Linked DNA regions of Mus musculus: region 2 is linked to region 1. Evidence: chromatin contacts called from ENCODE Hi-C or POLR2A ChIA-PET data. All regions are on one chromosome and are shown on one strand. The core of a region is the stretch at or near the end of the contact, and the rest is flanking DNA. Distances in the headings are between cores, read along the strand shown.

Region 1 (2,700 bases), core at 65-2,564:
AGCCCGGGGGCGCGCCCGCCTCGCTAATGGCACGCACTAGGCTGTAGAGCAGCGGCACGGACAGCGCCATGGTAAGGCGAAAGCCCGTGGTGCCAAAGGGCGCGCGCAGCTCGATGAGGTCCAGGATGGATGTGCCCAGGATGAGCACCACCTTAGGGGTGAAAGCGATGGAGTAGATGAGCCAGGCCAGGTACGCAAAAGCGAACTCGCCCGCTGCCCCAGTCGTCCCCGGCCCGGCTCCGGAGCCTCCAGAACCTCCTCGGCCCCCGCGAGCCTTGGCCCCGGCCCCCGCCGACGCCGCTGCGGATAGGTGCAGAGGCGGAGCCGAGTGGTGGTGGAGCTGGTGGTGGTTGTGCATGCTGTTCGCTGGGCCGCCCCGACGGCCCCGGCTGTTCTTGGCGAAGAAGATGGCCCAGCCCACCACCACCACGAGGTCGGTGGCGATCCAAGAGCACCAGTACAGGTCAGTGACTGCAATGAGGTACAGGTCCAGCAGACCGCCCTGCGCCAGCAGCAGCACCACAGACAGCGCCTGGTAGCCCCAGCGGCAGCCGGGGCTTGGCGAGCAGCCCCGGCGCCGACCCCTACGGCCGGAGCGAGTGGGGCGGCCGCAGCAGCAACAGCAGCACGAGCAGCAGGAGGCGGCGCCGCCGGTCCCGGTGCCGCCTGCGCCCACCGCCGAGCGGCTCCCGGGGCCCCCGACGGTGCCGGCCGCGGCGCCCGCGCCGAAGTCCGCGGCGGTCATGCTGCAGGAAGAGGTGGGCGTGGAAGTGGAGGAGGCGGCGGCGGGCGCGGTGGCGGAGACTGGGACGCCCCCCTGAGCTGGGGGCCCGGGGAGCGCGGCGGCGGCGGGCACCAGTGGCTTGCTGATGCTAATGCTCTCGTCGTCGTCCTCTCGCTCCGCGCCTGTGCTGCTGCTCGGGGAGCCGCCGCCTCCGCCGCGTCTGCCGCCGCACCCCCCGCGGCTGGTGCTGGTGCTGGTGCTGCTGTCGCCCGAGCCTCTCCGGCCGCGGGAGGAGCCCCCCCGGAGGAAGAGGGGCTGTAGCCGGGCTGCGGCGGGGGGCGGCGGAAAGGAGGCGGGCGCGGACGAGAGCGCGCGAGGGTGGCCCAGCGCCGGGTGCATTGTCCTCGGAGGGGCTCCAGGGGCTGCCCGGCCGCTCTCTCCCCGTCAACCTCGGGCTGACGAGGCGGCAGAGGGGAACCCGGGCCAGCCGCTGCCGCCTCCTCGCCAGCTGCTGGAACTCGCACCCGGGTCGGGAGGCAGAGAGATCCGGACTGGAGCGGCCGGACTGGGCGAGTGAAGCCGCGGGTGGCTGAGCTGGGGGAGCGCGGGGGAGCCGAGCAGACCGCCGGGACCGGAGAGGCGGGGGCGGAGGAGGGGAGCGAGCCCAGCAGGCAGCAGAAGGAGCTGGCAGCGGGGAAACCAGGACTGGATTCGAGGGAGAGAGGAGGCGAGAATAGAGGAGGAGAAAGCCTGGCTGGCTGGATCAGCAGGAAGGAAAGGAGGGAGAACTGAGGTGCCGGAGTAGAGTTGAAAGCGTATCAGGCCAGGCGGGATAGGAACATGAAGTCTCTAGCTCCACAGCCCTAAGGGCTGAACCTGAACTGCTGGGTGGCCTTGGTCTCAGTGTAGACCACAACTTCGTGCTTCCAAGCACCACTGTCCTTTCTTGCCTATCAGGAGGAAGCGCAAGCCAACTTCTCCTCTGTGCGCCAACGACCATTCTGCCATCTCCTTCCGTAAAGGCCCTGAGAACTCAATGGAAGTGATTAAAAAGTTAAATAAAAAAAGAACCAGAAAGAGCTCGGGGATGGTGTATCTCAATTGGTAGAATGACCCGCCTTGTATGCATCCAGTCCTGGGTTCCAACCCACCACCAGAAACCAAACCAAACAAACACCACCCCCAATTCTATTATTCAGAAGGAGCACTCCCAACCAAGTACTGCATTTTCACACATCCAAAGCTGTCCTCCCCTCGGAGATCTTCAGTTTCCAGTTAATGAAAAGGCTCCCTGAATATAATTGCTGAGAAGAGGGCTTAGGAAGAGGGTGGGGTGCAAATACCACTGTCTAGTCCTGGGGTAGGGGAGGCCAGGGCCAGGGCAGGAAGCCACTCTGGAGACCTGGGGTGGGGCAGTTGCTTGCTTAGCCAGGCTCATCTTTGGTATTCTGAAAGGTTTGTACCTAGCTTGCATGCAGCGCGGAGGGGTTCCTCCCCATCACCCCACATCTGATTCCAGGTCTGAGGAGGTCGAGCAGAAGGCTCAGAAATCCAAAGTCACCATTGACTACATAGCAAGTTTGAGGCCAGCTTTGGGTTATGTGAGACCCTGTCATCAAAAAAAAAAAAAAAAAGCTAAAGCAGGAGATGAAATAACAGGAAAATATGTCTGACCAAGAAAGGGGGTGGGGGGATCTTTAGAGGTATGGAAGCATGCAAAAGAATAAACTCCAGCAGAGCCTGGTGTCACAAGCCAGCTCCTCTGTAACCCCAGGTACTCAGGAACCTGAAACAGGAGCTTTGAAGGTTCAAGGCCAGCCTTGCCCATTCCGGTCCATGGGCTGAGTCTGCCTAGGGGCTGCCCTCCCCCTTCCAACCCCACTGGTAGGAGTCCTGAAGGGCAGGAGGTAAAGTCCTGCTTTTAGAGGTAGAGGAGAAGAAAACTACAATAGCATTTGGGGCTCGAGAAGGTTCTG
Region 2 (2,851 bases), core at 279-2,778, 37 kb after region 1:
AGTTCAGGTCCACCCCTTGTAATCAGTCTATTTCCTCTAATCGGCATATCTCATTCATACTCAGTGCTCTCTCAGGATTCCTGCAGCCCTTCCCTCAAAAACTCAAAAAATTCCTAGGACTCATGGGTAAATTTCAGAGGGCCCATAGAAGCCCTTACTTTTTTTTTCAGAGTTTTGGTCTGATTTTCTCATCTTACTCTTCCCACAGAGAATCAGCATACAGGTCTGAAAAGCTAAGAGGGTAGGATTTCTCTATAAACACCATGCTTAGACCCCTCTAGGGGTTCAGTAATGGCTGTTGTGTGACCCCAAGGATAGCTGGGACGCACTTCCCTTGAGATAGCAGTTCAATTTCATTTCTGTCCCATTGTGAATCCAAGCAACACTGCTCTGGATCCCTGAAAGCGGGCCTAGTGGCACATGCCTGAAAACCAGCACCTAGGAAGCAGAGGCAGGTGGATGGGTCAGCAAGGACTTTTGGCTAGCCTGGTCTACAGGTCAGTTAGGGAACGTATTGTGGCTTCTCACACAAACACACAACAAATCTATTCACTTATAATTTCAAAATAAGTCGAGAGAAGTGTGTTAGGCATGGTAATAGCACTGTGGTTCAGTGTAAAACGCCTCTTTTAAAGCTTCCCACACAGTTTAGGGTTTAAATAATAAAAACTCCAGGATTTAAAGTATTACAGCCATAAAGCGGGAGAGAGAAGCAGGTGCGCCAAAACGAAGTGATTAGTTGTTTGAAAAATAAAAATATGGAATTCATACTCTCTCATAATTTTTGGAAACTCACATTAAAAAAAAAAAAAATCAAAGCCCAGCAAGAAGGCTAAGCTGTTAAAAGTTTGTTGAACAAGGCTGAAGATGAGTTCCACATAACACACACTGGAAGGTGAGAACCCCAAAGTTGTTCTCTAACCTGCCTACTACTCCTTTCTCTCTCCCTCTCCCTCTGTCTCACATACACACAACACATGATGATGATGATGATGATGATGATGATGATGATGATGATAACAGTTCCTTTGCCTTGATGGCTGCACACCTGAGCCGTACAGTTTACTGGCCATATTCAAACAGTTACCTTTTTAGAAATAAGAATCCGCGAACCCTTACTTCGAGCAGAAGTGGAAACGAATTAACTGCTGAGGCACATTCCTGACGCGCGGGAAGGAGCTGCGAACCCACCCGAGGCTGACCTGGGGTTGGTTTTTCTCCGGACAAGGACTCTTCCAGCGGGTGGAAGGTGCGCACCCGGACACCGCTTCGGGAAGGACGAAGGGTTCCGCGGCTCCACGGTCTCCGGGAGGGCGGCCCCAGGCCAGGATGCTCAGTGGCCCGCACGGCCCTCCCGCCCGCAGGCCCTGCGAGTGCAGACCCCATGCGTCCTCACCTCAGCGCTGCCCGCGATGTAGCCCCTCCGGGGCCCGCAGCCCTGGAGCCCCGCAGACAGGCGCACAGGCAGTTTCCACAGATGGCGCCCGGCGCCGAGAACCCCTAACCCGGCGAGCGCAGCCATCGCGCCCGTCGCGCGCACGCGCAGACTGTGTGTCTCTCCCACTCTCGAGCCCGGTGCCCCCTTCCCACGCACAGCCGAGCAACCAATCAGCGGCCGCCCGCGCAGGGCCTCTCGGGGGTTGTAGTCCGACCGTGGAGCTCGGGCTCGGGTTGCGAGTTCGGAGCGGAGAGCGCGTTCCTGACACTGAATGGCGAGGCTCTGGGTCCCTCGCTTCCCCGAGAGGAGACTTGGGGTCAGCGAGTATCGACTCGCGGCCACCCGTGCTGGGAGGACAGACACCTGACCAATCAGTGCACCTGCTGACTTCCGGGAGCGTGTTCCTCGGCACTTTTTGGAGCTGGGGTGACCGTGTGGAACAAGGCAGCCTAACCTTGAATTGGGGAAGAAGACCATTGTTTTGAGACCTAAATCCTCTGAGCCTCATCCAAAGAATGTTGAATGGCGTGCTGCTTCTTACTCTTTAAAATCTTTTACTCAGTAAACATGCGCGGCAGTCCTACTTCCTGCGGGCTCTGACCCAAAATCCGGGAAGGAAAGATCTCCTTGATTCACACTTGGTAGGGAGGCTGGGATCAGTGTACGAAACAAGGTAAAAAAAAAAAAAAAGAGCACTGTCCCGAGAAGTCAGATAATGGATTCAACAAACATGTAATGTGTACAGCTAAGCACTCTGAGGAGAGAATACGCTTAGGTCAGTGAGCAAGGACAGTGGAAGTCAGTCTGGTCATCCTGACATAGGAGCCTGCTGCAGAAAGAACTCTCTCTTCGCTTTGTTTGAAAGGTGTGAGATGCTCTCTTCCTTAGTCTTTGACCTGTTCCTGGATATAATCATGCCAAAAAAAGTAGTGAGTCGAAGAGAATGGGTTGGAGGGTCAGGAATGCACAAGGACTCCGCGCTAACTCACTTCCGTTGTGTCCATTGCTTCTCAGCTTTGAGGACTAAGATCATAAATCAGAGTAACTGCTGTTGATGAAAAATTGGAAGATGTATTGCCGTTAGTCAAACCCACCATAGCACACAGCACCTAAGCCCAGTCAGGGGATACCCTGTCCAGGTTTGGTTTTTGTTTTGTTTTGTTTTGTTTTGTTTTAACCTCTTCCCGCTTTTCAAATAAGAAACTAATTTAGGAATAGGTGAGGTGGTGGCTCATACCTATTATCCTAGCGCTCCAGAGGCTTGCAGAAGGATCACCCCAAGACATTATCTAGATGATGATGATGATGATGATATAAAGAAACCAATTTAGCAGCCTGAGGGTTTTAAATGTACCCACACTTGTTCTAGTGACAGCCTCCCCTGTGAAAACACATATTTTACCCCTCACCAGA

Evidence for each region. Hi-C counts contacts between places; a loop is a spot of excess contacts on that map. ChIA-PET counts read pairs that join two places held with the same protein, here RNA polymerase II (POLR2A).
Region 2: a loop to region 1 is called in a map of left cerebral cortex, with 4 times the contacts of the local background. The contact joins the promoter of Hdhd5 here to the promoter of Tmem121b in region 1. A Hi-C loop is called at or near these places in 5 of 37 maps with a recorded cell type or tissue (T-helper 17 cell, heart, left cerebral cortex and 1 more). POLR2A ChIA-PET finds 5 or more read pairs at or near these places in 2 of 5 experiments (Patski and embryonic stem cell).

What each region holds. Positions count from the first base shown.
Region 1 is chr6:120,492,632-120,495,331 of GRCm38, forward strand. It overlaps Tmem121b (transmembrane protein 121B), which reads right to left and starts at 1,315. Exons shown (of 1, transcript NM_033567.2): 1 at 1-1,315. The coding sequence starts at 1,123.
Region 2 is chr6:120,529,771-120,532,621 of GRCm38, forward strand. It overlaps Hdhd5 (haloacid dehalogenase like hydrolase domain containing 5), which reads right to left and starts at 1,529. Exons shown (of 8, transcript NM_144815.2): 1 at 1,397-1,529. The coding sequence starts at 1,522.